Linked DNA regions of Homo sapiens: region 2 is linked to region 1. Evidence: chromatin loops called from intact Hi-C (ENCODE). Cell type or tissue: PC-9. All regions are shown on one strand. Links, peaks and the distances in the headings refer to the core of each region. The heading gives the core; the rest is flanking DNA.

Region 1 (9,838 bases), core at 954-8,953:
TGGAGCACCTCACTTTTGCCTGGACTATTGCAAGAACCTCCTGTCTTATTGACCTATTTCCCAACTCTTTCTACCTCAGCCATCCTACATGTCGTTGTCAGATCACACAAAGCCATTTTCAGTATGTTATCTTGACTCATCAAAAACCTTCAGTGGCTCCCTATTACCATAAAAATAAATCTGTGAATGAACAAATAAATGGTTTCCCAAATACAGAGTAAGTTCTATATGGCACAGAACCGTATCTTATCCCCTCTCTTTCCCTGCCCCTCACCCCACACACTCTGCTAATCGGAGTAAATAGAGGGAACCAGGATCTGTGGGGTGAGTGAACAAAAGCATTTTCTCTGCAAATTAAATGTGGTCCACTCACTTCCCAGTGCAGAGAAAGTGGGCTAGGTGATTTAACTATCACTTACTTAGGGGCTTATTTCTTTCAACATCATATACAGTCAGCTGTGAATGTTCCATACTAATGGAAAAAACAGAATCCTAAATATTACCAAACAGCAGATAATTCAAAGACTCGAATCTAGTTGATGTTGGAATGCGTTTTTGCTTATGAGTGCTGAGTGCTTGTGTCTGATAATTGGGGCAATTTTTAAAAATTAGGTAATTAGATGTGTTTTATTTGTTCCTATTTCCCCCTCCCCCCACTATACACACACACTATATGAATAAATAACTCAGCTCCCAAAACAATGCCCTATTTCTTTCTCTCAGTCCTTTCCTGGAATAGAGATAGTGGTTACATTTCAGAATATTAGCAAGGAAGGGAGAAGAAACTGGGGAGGAGCCTGCAGTTAGAGTAAATAGAAGAAACTAGGATGTCAACAGGCTGCTTTTCAACTGATTCACTGTTAAAATTTTAGGCAGTGTGAACAACCTGTCTGTCAAACTGTTTGCAATATCTACTAAAGCTGAACATACACATCCCTCATGACCCGGCAGTGCCATGCCCAGATGTACACCCAACAGAAACCTGTACTCTGTTCACCAAAAGCCATAAACAAGAATGTTCATAAGGCTTTATTCATAATGGCCCCCAACCTGGGAACAACTCAAATGTCCATTGACAAGGAAAAGGATGGATAAATCGGGGCAGCTCACCCAATGGAGCACCAAATCATGAGGATGAACACACCACAACACACAACATGGGTGACTGTCACAGACATGAAACTGAGCAAAAGAAGGCAGACCGAAAAGCCTGCATGGAAATATTTCATTTATAGGAAGTTCAAGACAAAGAGGCAAAAGTAATCTCTCGTGTTAGAAGTCAAGACAGTGGTTACTACTGAGGGGCATGTGACCGGGAGAGGCCACGGGTGTGCTTCCAAGTGCTGGAAGGTTCTGTCTTGGTCTAAGTGCTGGTTACACAGGAATGCTTACAGTGTGAAAATTCATTGAGCTCTAAGTTTGTGTTTGTGTCATATTTTTCCATATGCGTGTTATTCTTCCATAAAATGTACAAGAGGAAAGGAAGGGAGGGAAGGCTGGAGGGAGGGAAGGTAAGACCAGGTAGGCCCAGGTAATGGAAAAGGCTTGGAATTTGAAGACCTGGATTCAGTTCCAACTCTACCATTAACTGGCCGTGCGACCTGGGACAAGTCACTTCACCTCTCCAAATATCTGGTTTTTTTTCATCTATAAAATAGACAATAAAAGCTGCTCTACCTACCTCACAGTGTGGTTGTGAAGACCAAATGGTATAATGGATGTAAAAATCCATTGGTGAGCAATAAAGTGTTTCACAAGGCAAAACACTATTATTATTCTAGATCTCTGCAGACAGCAATTTCTGCAGCAGGTCAGCACTGTCAGTGAAGCTCAGCCCAGAGCCATCATGGAGAAGACTGATGCCCCGTGGGTTGTGTGTTTGTGTGCGCACGCAGCCTGGTTTATGTTTTTTCATTACATCTCTGCACCTAATCCCTTAATGGCCTGGGCCTCAGAGTACAAAAACACCTGGAAAAATCTCTGTGTTTTTATGAGACGGGTTCTGTCCCCTTCTAAAGCAGGTATAAATAGATGCCATGTACACTCTCTTAATTACTTTTTCTCGAGTATGGATGAATTTCAACATCTAAATCTGCCAAATTATTGAAGCTAGCACAGAGAACTTTCTGGGCATTGGCCAGGGAAGCCAGCAATGTGGATGGAAAGATTTATCACCCCCTCTCATAACCAAACCTCCATCGTATCTCCCTGCAAGCCTTGAAACTGCTCACTGGACCCACTCAGACAACAGAGCTATGGGATCTAGAAGGTGAAATGTCAGAGCTCAGAGAACCTCAGCTCCCTCCCAACCTTGCCATAAGAACTCAGGGCTGGCCGGGCGCCATGGCTTACGCCTATAATCCCAGCACTTTGGGAGGCCGAGGTGGGTGAATCACCTGAGGTCAGGAGTTCAAGACCAGCCTGGCCAACATGGTAAAACCCCGTCTCTATAAAAATACAATAACTACGTGGGCATGGTGGTGAGCGCCTGTAATTCCAGCTACTTGGGAGGCTGACGCATGAGACTCGCTTGAACCCGGGAGGTGGAGGTTGCAGTGAGCCGAGATTGTACCATTGCACTCCAGCCTGGGGGATAGAGCAAGACTCTGTCTCCAAAAAACCAGTTGCAAGGGTGAGGGGCTTTGCCTCTGGTTTATGGTCAGAAGGGCAAAGCGAAGGTCACCCCATTTTCCACGGCTTGGTTTCATATTATAGTCCCACGGTCCCTGGAGAATCAGAGTGAATGGAAATCTTTATTCTTCATATGGCTGTATTGCCCCAAGCTGTCCTCGTGCTTAAGGGATTTCCAGCTCCGGCTTCTAGAGGGCAAGGGCCAGCATCACTTGGCCTACTTCTTAGTATAAGACCAAGTCTAGTGACAGCTGGGTAGGCATAACTACTACAGATGCTGCTGTTCCTACTGCTCTGAAGAAGAAAACTGAAGCCACCTCTGCTTCTATTTCCTTTAACAACATAGAAAAATGATAATTTTTCTATTAGGTCCGTGAATCTCCAGGAAAAATCTTTGTGAAAGCAATGACATTTTTATTTTCTTTTTCTCATTTATACTCCAGATGACATCTGCACACACACCCAGTGTGTGGCGTATGTGTAGGTGTGTGACTGTGTGTGTGTGTCTAGCTTTCAGAGAAAATGATACACAAAATGATAAATATAGAAAAGAGATTAATAGGAGAGGGCAGTACTGTTATTTCCTACATAAAAGGATTTATCGATAGATTGCCCATAGAGTTAGTTCCCTAAACCATCAGGTTAATCTATTGTATTTAAATGTATTTAAATATTGGGCCAGGCAGAGTGGCTCATGCCTGTGATCCCAGTACTTTAGGAGGCTGAGACTGGAGGATCACTGGAGTCCAGGAGTTCAACACAAGCCTGGGCAACATAGTGAGATGTCCCCGCATCTCTACAAACAAACAAAAAACAATTAGACAGGCATGGTGGCTTGCACCTGTAGTCCCAGTTACTCTGGCGGCTGAGGCAGGAGGATCGCTTGAGCCCAGGAGTTCAAGGCTGCAGTGAGCTATGACAGCACCACTGCACTGTAGCCTGGGCCACAGAGCAAGAAAATAAACAAACACATATTGGTTTCTAGATCCTAAACTATATGATGGAAAGACTAAGAGACCAAGAATCTTAGGAATAAAATTAGAAGTTACTGCCCATTGAAAATCAACTACATATGAAAAAGTCTCCCCCAAAATGAAGAAACTCTGGTTTGAGAATGTAAATCACTAGGTAAAGATTCTGTTTATTTTATTTCCATGTTTCCCAATATTTAATTTTCAACCCTCTAAGAGCAGTTATTTTATAAAATAAGTCCCAGCTGAAATGAATTTGATAGGATTTTAGAATTTCTTTCTCCCTTAACACATCCTATTAGCCTAGTTCAATAGAGAGAGCAGAGCGCCTCATGTTGAAATAAGCTTTCCCGCCACTGAATGTGTTCAAACAGAAATATCACCTGCTTAGGAGGTACTTTCCAGTTGCCAAAGACTTCCACCTTCATCTTCTTGTTCACTCTACTCTGCAAGATGGGTGGGACAGCATTACAGACGAGGGGTCCTGTAGATACTGTCCTGACGACTGGCCCAAGGCCATGGCTAAGGGTTACAGACCCGGAACAGAACCCTGCCCTTTGCCTCCCTTGTGGGACCCAAAGCCAGGCCAAGGTCAAGGGGAGGCGCTGCAGGGGGGGCTTCCTCATTGGGTGTGGACAGCAAAGGTTGATTTTGAGATTTCCCCCCAGCTCTAATTCTCAGTAATTTGGCCTTTGAAACAGGAGGCAGAGAGAACCCTGGGGGATGGCTTTTCATGTTATCTTTTGGAAACATAGAAGCTTCAGGTGCTTCCTGGCTTGAAATAAGAGAATATTCTGCTCAGTCCCCCACATTTTTGAGACACTCCAGGCCCAGCAGACCCACAGCACCCTCACTAGCTGTTGGTAACGTTGGTGCCTGGATGTACTGACAGAGGACCAGGTGTGCCAAGGGCCTGTCACCCAGGCTGTAGTGCAGTGGCACTATCTCGGCTCACCGCAACCTCTACCTCCCAGGCTCGAGCAATTTTCCTGCCTCAGCCTCCCAAGTAGCTGGGATTACAGGCGCCCACCACCATACCTGGCTATTTTTCTATTTTGAGTAGAGATGGGATTTCACCATGTTGCCCAGGTTGGTCTCGAACTCCTGGCCTCAAGTGACACCCCCTGCCTTGGCCTCCCAAAGTGCTGAGATTATGGGCGTGAGCCACCGTGACTGGCCGATAAGAATTCTTTTCTAAACATGACCACAATACCATTATCAACTAAAACCAAAATGAATGTTCATTCCTTGAGAGCATCAAATATCCTGTTGGATTCACAGTTCCCTGATTGATTCATATTTGTTTTAGGTTGGTTGCAGCAGCCTCTGAACAAGGCCATCCACTTTTCACTGGCTTATTCTCACTCATCCTAAAAATCTCAGCCTGGACATTGTCGCTTCCTCCTCACAGAGTCCCTGATCCCAAATGTGGGAGATGTGTGTCTCTCATCTGTTCTCCCATCTCACCCTTATCCACTTGTTTGCATCCTGATAGACTGGAAGCTCCGAGAGGCTAGGACATGTCCGTGCATTTTAAAGTTACGTCTCCCGGGCCTAGCACAGTGCCTGGTGAATCATGCTCGCCAATTCCATATGTATTCCTTGAATATGTAAATGAAGGATCTCCTAAACAGAACTGGTTTTGCATTCCTCGTAAGCACATTCGATAACACTTTACACATCCATGTCATGATTTGTTTAGGAATCGGTTTCCTCAATGGACAGAGCCTCCTTGGACCCCCAGCACCTGGTCCCGCACCTGACCCATCCAAGGTGCCCGCTGAGGAACTGCTGAATGAAAGAGGACTTATAATAAATTCTATGTTGAGACTTTGGGTTCACAGGCCTTCCTCTCTGGGCCTCATTTTTCTCCTCTCTGTCAAGGAAGGATGGCTGGGAGGATTTCCAAGGTCCTTTCCCGGGACGGGGAGTCCTCATTTAGCATGCGCTTGTTGCCCTCTGCTGGCAGAATTTGCTCAGGACCGTTCTGTCCCTGCTATTCCTGAAAGCTGCAGACAAAGCCAGCAACTGCTGGGTGGACCAGCCAGTGAGTGGGATAGGGACTTGAGTTTTGTTGTCTCGCTGGTTCGACTAAGACATGGAGGTGTGTGCGTCCTTCTGCCTCATCCGTTCATTCCTCAGGTGTGGAGAAGCGCTAGGGTAGGTCTCAGACAGACAGTCGGAAAGACCTATGCCCCTGAGTGCACATTAGGACAGCCAGGGGGCTAAAAAGGGAGAGCTGGTGCCCAGGCCCCACCTCAGACCAACACTGGGGAGTAGGGCCCAAGCATCCATCTATACTAAAACATATAAAAATCTGGCTGTTTCTGGCTGGGCGCGGTGGCTCACACCTGTAATCCCAGCACTTTGGGAGGCCGAGGCAGGCGGATTGCCTGAGGTCAGGAGTTCGAGACCAGCCTGACCAACACGGTGAAACCTCATCTCTACTGAAAATACAAAAATTAGCCGGGCGTGGTGGTGGGTGCCTGTAATCCCAGCTACTCGGGAGGCTGAGGCAGAAGAATTGCTTGAACCCAGGAGGCAGAGGTTGCAGTGAGCCGAGACCGGGCCATTGTACTCCAGCCTGGGCAACAAGAGCGAAACTCCGTCTCAAAAAAAAAAAAAAAAAAGCTGGCTGTTTCTAACATGCAGCCACATGGAGAACTGCTGAACCAAGATGGTCTTTACATACGTATCTTTTTGTTTGTTTGTCTGTTTGTTTGAGATGGAGTTTTGCTCTTGATGCCTAGGCTGTGATCTCAGCTCACTGCAACCTCCACCTCCCGGTTCAAGCGATTCTCCTGCCTCAGCCTCCAGGGTGGCTGGGGTTACAGGCACCCACCACCATGCCCAGCTAATTTTTTGTACTTTTAGTAGAGACAGGGTTTCATCATGTTGGCCAGGCTGGTCTTGAACTCCTCACCTCAGGTGATCCACCCACCTCGGCCTCCCAAAGTGCTGGGATTACAGGCGTGAGCCACCGCACCTGGCCTACATGTGCATCTTGATCTAAAAGCCTAGAAGCACAGTTAAAAAGAGAAAAGCCTATCTAGGGAAAGAGTAAAGACTTTGATTTTCTAATACAAAATTCGCTTAGCCTATCTTTAAAAATTTTCTTTCTTTGACAAACCGTGACAACTTACAAGCCATACAGTTTTCTTCGGGGAACCAACACCATTTACCCATTAGGGATGCTGCTTCCAGATCCAGTTTTTCTTTTTGAGATATAGTTCCCTATTTTTGTGTACCGCACCTCTGTTTCTTGTTTGATACATGCATATTCCTGCATTTGTTAAGATTCGTTTGGTTGCAGACAATGGAATTCAGAATGTTGCTAACTTCAGCTGCAAGTGAGAACTTGTTGGAAGGGACCAAGATGCCACCCACAGGGTTACCTGCCAGGAGCAGATGGCAACAGGAACTGGAACTCCATGGGGCACCGAGAAATGGTCTCTCTGTCCTTTGCTTCTGCTTTGTTGTATACATCTGATTCATTTCTTCTTTCTTGAGGCCAACTGCTGTTTTCTGCTCATTAATCCACAAGGCCGAATGTGGCCAACAATGGGTCTCCACTTCCCTGTGTTCAATCGCCACCTGCTGGAGAAAAACTTTTTTCTTTGTCCCAGATCGAAATTTCCAGACTGGCCCCTTTGGGCCAGTCAATCTTGGCCTGCAGGGCTGGCTACAGGATCTGTGAGGCCCAGTGAGAAATAAAAGCGTGGTAGCCTTTATTCCCAAAGCAGGGGGACGTGTCCATCGTGGTACTCAGCGAGCTTCTTTGTTTCTTCTGCAGTCTCTTTTTCGACTTGTCATGGTGCTTTTTATTTTCCATTTACTGTTGTTCTAAGTAAAGAAAACTCAATGTTAAATTATTAGCAAGCATTTTACCATTCATCTTTATATCAAACAATGCCAGTTTTAAATGTAAATTTCAGAGCGTTTAACTTATATGCAGAACCACTGAAATTACACAATTGGTGTTTGTGACTTGTTGGCCAGAAGAGACAAACACAAACCAAACTCATAAAGATTGGAAGCAGGAAGACAAGTTGCCTCCAGGTTTGCCCAACGGGGATGTTCTTTCAGGCCTGGACATACTGGATGAGCGGGGGGAGTCCAGACCCTTCCAGGCATCCAAGGGCCCTGTCAGCCACCAGACACATGCACTGAGACCCAGCCAGGGAGGCAGGATCTAGGGAAATTGGTCCAGCTGTCTCCCCTTTCCACAGCCTTCCCCAGCCAGCCACAGCAGACTAACCTCCAAGGATCTCTAAACCTCTGTGCTATGACACCCTCAGTACCTGGGCTAGGGGTGGGCAGAGGTTTGCCCCCATCGAGAAACAGCCTCCGGCCGGCCCCGCCACATACACTGTGTGCTGCCAGCCTAGGGCAGGGACGGCCACCACCATGCCAACCCGAGATGCTGCAGGGTGCATGCACCCTATCCTGGCCCTCTCTGTGCCTGTACCCAGGACCCTGTGAAGTGTGGACAGCAACAGTGGCCATAGGTCAGGGCAGAAAGGGGGAAGCCAGGTGGAGAGCACAGGCAGCTGAGAGCTGGTCGTGGGAGGCAGCCACAGGTGGAGCCATGCATAAGCCAGGCTTCCAAAGCACAGATTCAAAGATAAAGTTACGTCCGGGTGCAGTGGCTCACGCCTGTAACTCCAGCACTTTGGAAGGCCGAGGCAGGCGGATCACTTGAGGTCAGAAGTTGGAGACCAACCTGGCCAACATGGTGAAACCCCATCTCTACTAAAAATACAAAAGTTAGCCAGGCATGGTGGCAGATGCCTGTAATCCCAGCTATTTGAGAGGCTGAAGCAGGAGAATCACTTGAACCCGGGAGGTGGAGGATGCAGTGAGCCGAGATCACACCACTGCACTCCAGCTTGGGCGACAGAAAAAGACTCTGTCTCAAAAAAAAAATAAATAAATAAAAGATAAAGTTATGAAGACTCTCAAGACAGCGCCACAGAGGATTAACCCCCGCACAGAGCCCTTTTCATTGGTCACTTGCTCAGCCAGCTGCCCCAGTGGCCTGTGATGGGAGTGGGAAGTGTGGGGTTGGGTGATAACCTTCTAAAGTTAGAACCGTTCCCAGAAATGCAGACGGGAGAGCTTTGGGAAAACCATCCAAACCTTGTTATTTTTTATGACAAAGTAGGAATGCCACCCTGGCCCTCTAAATTCATAAACAGTCACAGACATGGGATTAAACTACATATAATTTCTGCAACGTGGCTTATAGGCATCATTAAACAGCTGCAATATGTTGAATGGCTATGTCATCATAGATTAGCTACGATACTGGCTATGGACTTCAAGACTCCATGTGTCCTGGCCCCTGCCCTTCCACCCCTCTGACCCGAGATGCAGTTCTAACAGGTTCCCGGGTGATGCTGCTGCTGCTGACCCTTGCCCATCCCGGAGCTCACTTTGAGAGCTGGCTGAGATCCCAGGCAGGGTGGCCAGTGGCTGCTCCAGGGCTGTGAAGGGCTCCCCCTGCAGACGGAGGAACTAGGCCTCCCAGCGCCTGTAACTGGAACGTTGGCGGCTTGAGAATGGACTTGCCCTGAAGGCCGGCCTCCTGCTGCTCTGGGAAAAAGAGGGAACAGAAGAAAGCAATCCGCCACCTTGGGGACTCCTCCTGGATTAGCATTATCTAGGTGAAGAAAGTGAGACCATCACCTACCAACCAGATAACTCATTCCACCTCTGTGGGCAAACTGGCAGAGCAGCAAATAAGCTTCCTTAATCCCAGTGCGCCCACACCCTGCTCAAGAGCTCATGGGCACGTGTTCATCTTCAGGCCAAAGATGGGGAGCCAGGGAGTGACAGACTGTCACTCCAGGAGAGTCACCCGGGGGTGTTAGGATCCCCACATTTGCACCCCCTGAAATCTAATCAGCATTTTCCAGCTGTTCCTAATCTGACCTGTGCAAATGGAATCTCATTGGAACTTGCATTTTTCATTATAGTAACTCATATGGCCTCTGTGTTTCGCCTGTTCATAGCCTTTGACCATTTTTCTAGCTAGTTGTCTTTTCCTACTGACTGATAGTAGCTCTTTGGTTTTTGTTACTGTTAGTCCTTTATAGATGTGGCAAACTTTTTTATTTGCTATTTCACTATTTGCCTTTTGACTTCATAATGTGCCATGACTACCCATGTGACAGGCTCTTTGAGCCTCAGTTTTCTCATCTAAGAGATGGGGAAACAGTCACCACACTGGCTTA
Region 2 (9,838 bases), core at 1,320-9,319, 570 kb before region 1:
CAGTAAAAGGGCTTGAACTCTGATTGGATCTTTGTTTAAAAGGCTGGAATAATGAGAAATTAGGATATGGATTGAATATGAATTTATTGTTAATTTTATTAGGTATAATGGTGGAATTGCCATTACATAGAAGAATATTCTTAGGAGATAAGTGCTAAAGTATTTAAGGATGAAGCATCTGGATGTCTGCAGCTTACTTTTAAATAGTTCAACAATTTGATAAACACATAAAGAGCGGGTGTAACAAATTGTTCACTGTTAGATCTAAGTAGATCACTGGTTTTTCAACTTTTGTGTATTTTTGAAAATTTTCACAAAGTTAGGGGGAGGAACTCTTAGATTTTCCATTTAAATAATCACTTTAGGCCAGGCGTGGTGGCTTACGCCTGTAATCCCAGGCTGAGGTGAGTGGATCACGTGAGTTCAGGAGTTCAAGACCAGCCTGGCCAACACGGTGAAACTCCATTTCTACTAAAAATACAAAAATTAGCCAGACGTGGTGGCGCGCACCTGTAATTGCAACTACTCTGGAGGCTGAGGCACGAGAATTGCTTTAATCCTGGAAGTGGAGGTTGCAGTGGGCTGAGATTTTGCCACTGCACTCCAGCCTGGGTGACAGAGCAAGACCCTGTCTCAAAAAATAAGTAAATAAATCATCACTTCAAGTCGTTCTTTTCTGGAGGCCATATATATGGGTGTTTTTCTTTTTCTTTTTCTTTTTTTTTTATTGATCATTCTTGGGTGTTTCTCGCAGAGGGGGATTTGGCAGAGTCACAGGACAATAGTGGAGGGAAGGTCAGCAGATAAGTGAACAAAGGTCTCTGGTTTTCCTAGGCAGAGGACCCTGCGGCCTTCCGCAGTGTTTGTGTCCCTGGGTACTTGAGATTAGGGAGTGGTGATGACTCTTAACGAGCATGCTGCCTTCAAGCATCTGTTTAACAAAGCACATCTTGCACCACCCTTAATCCATTCAACCCTGAGTGGACACAGCACATGTTTCAGAGAGCACAGGGTTGGGGGTAAGGTCACAGATCAACAGGATCCCAAGGCAGAAGAATTGTTCTTAGTACAGAACAAAATGAAAAGTCTCCCATGTCCTCTTTCTACACAGACACGGCAACCATTCGATTTCTCAATCTTTTCCCCACCTTCCCCCCCCTTTCTATTCCACAAAACTGCCATTGTCATCATGGCCCGTTCTCAATGAGCTGTTGAGTACACCTCCCAGACGGGGTGGCGGCCGGGCAGAGGCGCCCCTCACCTCCCAGACAGGGCGGCTGGCCGGGCGGGGGGCTGACCCCCCCCATATGGGTGTTTTTAAGGCAGGGTTCCTCAAAATACGATCTCTAAACACTCTGAATCAGAATCACAAAATAAAATATTCAGATGGCCGTTGAGCACATAAAAGGAGAATCACCATCATTGCTCATTATGAAATGAAAGTTAAAACTGCCGGGCGCAATGGCTAATGCTTGTAATCCCAGCACTTTGGGAGGCTGAGGCAGGCAGATCACCTGAGGTCGGGAGTTCGAGACTGGCCTGACCAACATGGAGAAACCCCATCTCTACTAAAAATACAAAATTAGCCAGGCGTGGTGGTGCATGCCTGTAATCCCAGGTACTTGGGAGGCTGAGGCAGGAGAATCACTTGAATCTGGGAGGCAGAGGTTGTGGTGAGCCGAGATTGAGCCATTGCACTCCAGCCTGGGCAACAAGAGCGAAACTCCATCTCAAAAAAAAAAAAGTTAAAACTATGAGATCCCATTACACATCCACTAGAATGATCAAAAGTAAAAAGACTGACAGCACCTAAGTATGAATGAAGATGTAGAGCAACCAGAACTCATTTGCTAGTGGTGTTGTAACATGGTACAGCTATTTTGGAAAACAGGCAGCTTCTTACAAATAAGCATATCCTTACCATATGACCCAGCAATCCTCCTACGTACCCAAGGGAAATGAAGACTTATGTCCAATCAAACACTTGTATTTGAACATTCATAGCAGCTGTATTCATAAGAGCGGAAATATCCATCAATTAGAAAGCAGATAAACAGGCCAGGTGTGGTGGCTCACCCCTCTAATCCCAGCACTTTGGGAGGCCGAGGCAGGCAGATCACTTGAGGTCAGCAGTTCGAAACCAGCCTGGCCAACATGGTGAAACCCTGTCTCTACTAAAAATACAAAAATTAGCTAGGCATGGTGGCAGGTGCCTATAATCCCAGCTACTTGGGAGGCTGAGGCAGAAGAATCACTTGAACCGGGGAGGGGGAGGTTGCAGCAGTGAGCCGAGATTGCACCATTGCACTCCAGCCTGGGTGACAGAGTGAGACCCTGTCTCAGAAAAAAAAAAAAAAAAAGGTTAAATTGTGATACATCTCTATAAAGGAAGGGATTACTGACACAAGCAGCAACATGAATACCTTTAAAACATGCTGAGCTAATAAATCAAAAGCTGAGCTAAAGGAATGAGACACAAAAGAGTACACATACTGTACAATCAATTCTCTATGTGAAATCCTAGAACAGGCAAAACTGGTTTCTAGGGACAGAAAGCAGGTTTGCCTGGGGCCGGACCTCAGGGAGGACCAAGGATTAATGGCAGAGAGGGAACTTTCTAGCGTGTTGGAAATCTTCCATATTTTGATTGGCAGTAGTTACATGGGTGCCTACATTTGTCAAAAGGCAGTCTTAAAATAGATACACTTTCTTCATTATGCCTCAGTAAATCTGATTGAAAATATATACACTTTTTTTTTTTTCCTGTTGGCAGTATGGACTCTTTTAGGCAGGGTAGCTCAAAATGTGGCTTCTGGACCACCAACCAGCATCAGAATTACCAGGAAAATTGGGAAAGACCTTGTTTGGGGACCCCCATCCCATGCCTGACCTACTGAAAAACCAAATATCCAGAGCTGCTCTTCTGTGGCCTGCGATCCGCTAGGCCAGCCTGAGTCAGAGCCCGGCCTCAAAAGCTCCACTACATAAGCTGGGGCTGGTGGTAATGTTGAGTGTCAGTTTCAAACAATAGCAGCTGGCAGTGCCTGGTGGGAAGAGACTAGAAGAAGTAGAGGAATTCCATGCAGACCAACCTACTGTGTAGCTCTTCTCTTCAAACTTCTGCTTGTAGAAAGCAAAGGTATGCTCTAAAGTAGAGGTTGAAACTCATGAGAATTTACCTTGGTGAAAGAAAGGGTTAGAAGCTATTTTTAAAAAGCAGTTGCAGGAAGCATTTCTGAAGTCAGAACTTCTCAACCCAGGCTGTACACCAGACTCTTGTGGACCTTTTAAAACATCTAATTTCTATTTTTATCAAAGGAGACATGAATATGGTGTTTTTTAAAAAGGTGGAGATGGTTTTAAGTTTGTAAATGTATGTTTTAAAAAAAAAAAAGTCAGTCCTGACCAGGCACGGTGCCTCACGCTTGTAATTCCAGCACTTTGAGAGGCTAAGGCAGGAGGATTGCTTGAGCCCAGGAGTTCAAGCCCAACACAGGCAACAAAGGGAGATCCTGTCTCTACAAAATATTTAAAATCTAGCCAGGCACAGTGGCCTGTGCCCGTACTCCCAGCTGCTTGGGAGGCTGAGGCGGGAGGATCACTGGCGCCCAGGATGAGACTGCAGTGAGCTGTGATCACACCACTGCACTCCAGCCCAGTCAACAGAGAGGGACTCTGTCTTTGAAAAAAGAAAAAGAAAAAAAAAAGTCTGCCTACAGCCTAGTCTCGCTGTAAACTGATTCCTCTTTGGAGGGAGACATTTACAGAGTTTAAATTATATGCAGGCGAAATACACAATCTTGAGAGTACAGCTTGATGGGTTTTTATATATGTATGGTCATTCCTCGGTATCTATGGGGGATTGATTGCAGGACCCCCCCCCCCCAATATTTTTTTTTGAGACGGAATCTAACTGTTCCTCAGGTCTGAGTGCAGTGGTGTGATCTCGGTTCAGTGCAGCCTCCGCCTCTGCTTCCTGGGTTCAAGCGCCACATCTGAGGGTGCACAAGTCTCTCATACAAAATGGTGTGGCATTTGCACATAACCTATGCATATCATCTCTGTATACTTTAAGTCACCTCTACATTGCTTATAACACCTGATACAATGTAAATGCTACGTAAACAGTTGTTACATTGTTTGTATATCATTTGTATTTTTTTAAATGATTTTCTCCCAAATATTTTAAACCCAAGGTTGGTTGAATTCACCGACGCAGAATCCATGGATAGGGAGGGCCAACACCCAACTCCCACCCAGATCAAGATACGGACCATTTCCAGCACCCTAGAAAGTTCCCTGATGGTCCTTCCAAGCTAATAGTCCCCGCTTCTCAAGATAATCACTATTCTGACTTCGGACACCACTGGTTAGAACCACTTTAGGTGCTTTCTGTGGTTCCTCCTTGTATTTGTTTTCATAGTTCTAAATAATGTTTATACTGCTGTTTCTTGGCTTGCCAACTTGGGACAATGGTAGCTTTCTCGAATAGCAGACCAGACTTTCACTCAGTCTCCATCCTCACCAAGTAAAACAAAAATGTTCCAGATTTCCAGGCCCCGGGATCACTCCTACCACTACCTTGGCTTACTCAGATTGAATCCTGCACCTGGGAGGAGTCTGAGTACCTGTGGTGTGTGGTTTTTTTTTTGTTTGTTTGTTTGTTTGTTTTTTTGGAGATGTAATTTCTTGTTGCACAGGCTGGAGTACAATGGCACAATCTTGGCTCACCACAACCTCCACTTCCCGAGTTCAAGCGATTCTCCTGCCTCAGTCTCCCGAGTAGCTGGCATTACAGGCATGTGCCACCACACCCGGCTAATTTTGTATTTTTTAGTAGAGACGGGGTTTCTCCATGTTGGTCAGGCTGGTCTCGAACTCCCAACCTCAGGTGATCAGCCTGCCTTGGCCTCCCAAAGTGCTGGGATTACAGGCGTGAACCACTGCGCCCGGCCTTTTTTTTTTTTTTTTTTTGAGATGGAGTCTTGCTCTGTCACCCAGGCTGGAGTGCAGTGGCACATTCTCGCCTCACTGCCGAGAATGCAACCTCCACCTCCGGGGTTCAAGTTATTCTTCTGCCTCAGCCTCCTGAATAGCCGGGATTACAGGTGCCTGCAACTACACCAGGCTAATTTTTGTATTTTTAGTAGAGACAGGGTTTCAACCATGTTGGCCAGGCTGGTCTCGAACTCCTGACCTCAAGTGATCCCCCGCCTCGGCCTCCCAAAGTGCTGGGAGCACTTCAGTGTGAGCCACCGCGCCCAGCATCACGCCCAGCATCACGTGCGTTTTTTAACCTCACAGGCGATTCCAGCCAGCACCTGTCCCTGGGGAGCCCTGAGCCTGTGGTACTTGGCCCTGAGGCTGGGAGGAGCTGAAAGGCTCCTGATGTCCCAGACACAGGATGTTTGCTGTGAGGAGCTTGGAAGTTAAAATAGAGTATGTTCTCAGACTGCCAGGTTAATTTGCAGTTGGAATAAGAAGCAAGCCGTGAGAATCACTAAAGTGTTTCTAAGATTTTTATTGCTTGTCAAGTACATCCTTTAGGGCTCCGCGTCTAAATATTTAAGATTCCAGCTTTGCTCTTATCAGAGCTCAAATGTGGCCACAGTTCTCCCACCCTTTGCCTGGTCATAATTCAGAACCAACTTATCACCATGGTTTGTTCTCATTCTCCTTCTCTTACTCCCAACCAGTGACACCCGGGCTTCTGCTTACAGCTGGAGGCACTGGCCACCTACCTTCCTTCCTTGGCTGGGAGCATCAACAGCCAAGCCCCTTTACACGGCAGTCATCTTGATGAGTTGCTGGGGCCAAAGCCTGCCCTCCCTCCCTCTGTAAGCAGTATGGATTCCTTGTGGCCTTCTGAGCCTTCTCCTTGCTACTCAAGAGTTTCCAAATCAAAAGACTTGCAGCCTGTTCCTGTTTTTTAAAAGTATTTATAAAAGCTGAATGTCAATTTTCTACTTAGAGTTATAAATAGAAGCAGATGCTCTGGTTTGTTGATCAGCACGCTGTGTTCTTACAGGGGAAGTCAAAGAATCCGAAGTGTGCTTGGAGCATAGAACTAGCGCAAGAGGGCGCTAGTGAGGCGGTGCGGCGCGGGCGGCCAGGAGCTAGGGTTTGAAAACAGACTTCGGTTTGAGCCCTGAATCTGCCACTTAGAAGCTGTGTGCCCTTGGGAAGCGATAATAATACATTTACCAAAGTCAGACTAGATAACCCCAGCACTGAGGAGTTATCCACATCATCTCTTCGTCCTTCACAACAATAAATCTATAAGCTAGAAGTTACCATCTCCAGACTTACAGATGAGATTGCTGAGGCTTAAAAAAGTCAAAAAGGTACTCAAGGTATCATGATAGGGCCTGGGGGAGTTGAATGTAGTTTAGATTAACCCCAGGACCTACTACTTTATTTTTATTGCGTTTATTCAAAGGCAAAACCTGTAAGAGATGCCTAAAAATGATAATGGCTACCTTTCTTAAAAAAACTTTATTGAGATTTAATTTTCCCACAATAAAATTCACCAATTTCGGCTGGGCGCAGTGGCTCACGCCTGTAATCCCAGCACTTTGGGAGGCCGAGGGGAGTGGATCACTTGAGGTCAGGAGTTCGAGACCAGCCTGGCCAACATGGTGAAGCCCCATCTCTACCAAAAACACAAAAAATTAGCCGGCATGGTGGCAGGCACCTGTAATCCCAGCTATTCGGGAGGGTGAGGCAGGAGAATCGCTTGAACCCTGAAGGTAGAGGTTGCAGTGAGCCAAGATTGTGCCACTGCACTCCAGCCTGGGTGACAGAGCGAGACTCCGTCTCAAAAAAAAATCACCAATTTTAAGCATACAGTAAGTTGACAAATGTATCCCACCACTGCAATCATGATATAGAATAGTTCCATCTCCCCACAAATTCTCTCCTGGCCTCTCCCAATCCTCTCCTCAAACCTCTGGCCCCGGCAACCACTGATCTCTCTAGCATGAGCTTTATCTTCTCTAGAACTTTATATAAATGGAGTTATTGGCATACAGACTTTCATGCCGACTTCCTTCCCTTAACACGATGCTGCTGAGACTCACCCGTGCTGTGTGCATCAGCACATCCCACCTTTTCACATTGAGTAGAATCCATTGTAAGGGTGCCCCGCCGCTTACCCACTTAAAGTCATGTGTTTATTTGCTTTTTGTGTATCTTTTTGGTGAAGTGTCTATTCAGATCTTATATAGGGCCTGTAATTTTTTTTTTTTTTGAGATAGGGTCTTGCTCTGTCACCCAGGCTGGAGTGCAATGGCACAATCTTGGCTCATTGCAACCTCCACCTCCCATGTTCAAGTGATTCTCCTGTCTCAGCCTCCCAAGTAGCTGGGATTACAGGTATGCACCACCATACCCGGCTAATTTGTGTATTTTTTAGTAGAGACAGGGTTTCACCATGTTGGCCAGGCTGGTCTCGAACTCCTGACCTCGAGTGATCTGCCCACCTCAGGCTCCCAAAGTGGTGGGATTACAAGCATGAGCCATTGTGCCTGGCCGGGTCTGTACTCTTAACCCGCACACTCTACCTGCGCATTTTTTTCCTCGAGTCTCATCTATTAAATGGAAATAAAAACGCAAGCATGGAAGAAGACTGCTGCTGTTCCGTCTGCCCTTCCCCCACTGTCTAGGGAACCCCCCCCTTCACACCTCTGCAGTCACACGAATGTTTTAGTCAATGTGGACGTTTCCACACTGGTAACAGTGACAGCTTAGTGGTCCAGAGGCGGGTGCCTGAGCCTGTTTAAAACAATCCCAGTCCTTCCTTGGGACTAGTTTCTAGCTTGGACTGGCTGTTCTCTTGAACTGAGGATGTCACGGAAGTTGACAGCTGTTAGTGGCCATGTGCCGCCATGATAAAGCTGGCCACCGCAGAAGCAAGTGACCCAGGCACAGGAAGAGGGGTCGAGGCAGGACATGAGGAGCCCGGCTCCAGCCAGTCCCAAGCCCAGTTGTATCCCTACTCTTGGCCTCTCTAAGGCCCTCCTGAGTCTTCTAATCATTTCTCTTTCTTGCGTAGGCAGCTTGGAATTGGGTTTTTGTTACTAAAAGCCAAACTAACCCACTAATGTACTGGGTCATTGTGGAAATTCCATGCGCTCTATATGTAAACTGTTCACACACACTACCTGGGGCATGGCAGAGTCACCACAGATGTTGGCTACGACACTGCCAGGTGGCCAGTCCCAGCTAGAATGGCCAGGCACTGGGTCCTGCTGCCCTCACTTCACTCGGTGTCCTTGGATCCTCACAGCCTCACCCGGACTGTGTGTGCAAGGACCTTACGGGTTTGAGGTGAGGCCGGAGCTTGACAGGGGACGAAGAACAACTTAACACCCTGTGAAGTGGGAAATGCCATCTGTGAGAAAGACGCCACTGTGCAGAACTGACAGACCCAGCCTCTAGACTCTTCCTACAGATATTCAAGAAATGAATGATTTGGCCAGGCGCAGTGGCTCATGCCTGTAATCCTAGCCCTTTGGGAGGCCGAGGCAGGTGGATCAGCTGAGGTCAGGAGTTCAAGACCAGCCTGGCCAACATGGCGAAACCCATCTTTACTAAAATACAAAAATTAGCCAGGCATGATGGCGGGTGCCTGTAGTCCCAGCTACTCGGGAGGCTGAGATGGGAGAATCGCTTGAACCCAGGAGACGGTGGTTGCAGTAAGCCAAGATTACACTACTGCACTCCAGCCCGGGCAGCTGAGGGAGACTCCATCTCCAAAAAAAAAAAAAAAAAAAAAAAAAAATTCATCATTAGTTTGTTTGTTTGAGACAGAGTCTCGCTCTGTTGCCCAGGCTGGAATGCAGTGGCATGATCTCAGCTTACTACAACCACTGTCTCCCAGGTTCAAGCAATTCTCATGCCTCAGCTTCCTGAGTAGCTGGAATTACAGGCATGTACCACCACACATGGCTAATTTTTTGTATTTTCAGTACAGATGGGGTTTTGCCACATTGGCCATGCTGGTCTCCAACTCCTGACCTCAGGTGATCCACCTGCCTCAGCCTCCCAAAGTGCTGGGATTACAGGCGTGAGCCACCGCACCCGGCCATCATTAGTCATTTTTCTACGAGTTATTAGGCATAAATTGTGAAACATTCACAGGAGGGATTGTGTGTTTGAGATCATCTCTGGTCCAGTTCTTTGCCTCTCCCTGCATCCATGCCCTTTGCCACCTGAGCCTGCAGCTTCATCTACTTCAGGACTGGCTGGACTCCCCCACCCCTGCCCACTGAGTTTGGCTGTTTCTGTGGCTCCAGCTAGTGGCCTGTTGGGGAAAGAATGGTGTGTCAGTTCTGACCTAGGCCTCAAAAGGCCTGCGTGTTTCTTTTGGCTCTCTTGCCATTGTCATAAGACTATGTCTGCCTATCCCAGTAGCTGGAGGACAATGAAGGACACACGGAACAGGGCTGCTCCAGCCAAGGCCGGGCTAGAGAAGGCCACCCAAGCCAACTTGCAGATGTAGGGGAGCCCAGCTGAGATTGGTGGAGCCGGCCAAACAAACGTGTATTGTTCAGAAATGCAGTTTTATTTATTTTTGAGATGGAGGTGTCTCACTTTGTCACCCAGACTAGAGTGCAGTGGTGTGATTGTAGCTCACTACAGCCTTGAACTCCTGGGCTCAAGTGATCCTCCCACCTGAGTAACTGGGACCACAGACATGTGCCACCATTCCTGGCTATTTTCCTTGGTATATACAGGGTCTTGCTTTGTTGCTCAGGCTGGTCTAGAACTCCTGGGTCCAAGAGATCCTCCTGCCTTAGCCTCCTAAAGTATTGGGATTAGAGGCGTGAGCCACTGC

Evidence for each region. Hi-C counts contacts between places; a loop is a spot of excess contacts. Peaks named below come from ENCODE experiments on the same cell type or tissue, not always from the same donor. Only the 100,000 strongest peaks of a DNase experiment are listed, where the experiment ranks them.
Region 2: it touches region 1 in a loop (4-fold over the local background); 13 of 110 quality-filtered maps call a loop at or near these places.

The regions. Positions count from the first base shown.
Region 1 is chr7:139,996,911-140,006,748 of GRCh38, forward strand. The region is part of intron 9 of TBXAS1 (thromboxane A synthase 1); the gene reads left to right. Among named protein-coding and RNA genes, the nearest start is that of PARP12, 61 kb to the right of the region's middle. RefSeq lists a silencer at 1,166-1,366 and an enhancer at 5,713-5,772. In PC-9, for the core only: CTCF peaks have their summits at 5,560 (motif pointing left), 5,759 and 7,216 (motif pointing left); DNase peaks (open chromatin) are centred at 5,581 and 7,181.
Region 2 is chr7:139,428,671-139,438,508 of GRCh38, forward strand. It overlaps a transcript of KLRG2 not described here. Among named protein-coding and RNA genes, the nearest start is that of KLRG2, 50 kb to the right of the region's middle. In PC-9, for the core only: a CTCF peak has its summit at 6,048 (motif pointing right); a DNase peak (open chromatin) is centred at 2,511; H3K27ac peaks cover 1,394 bases.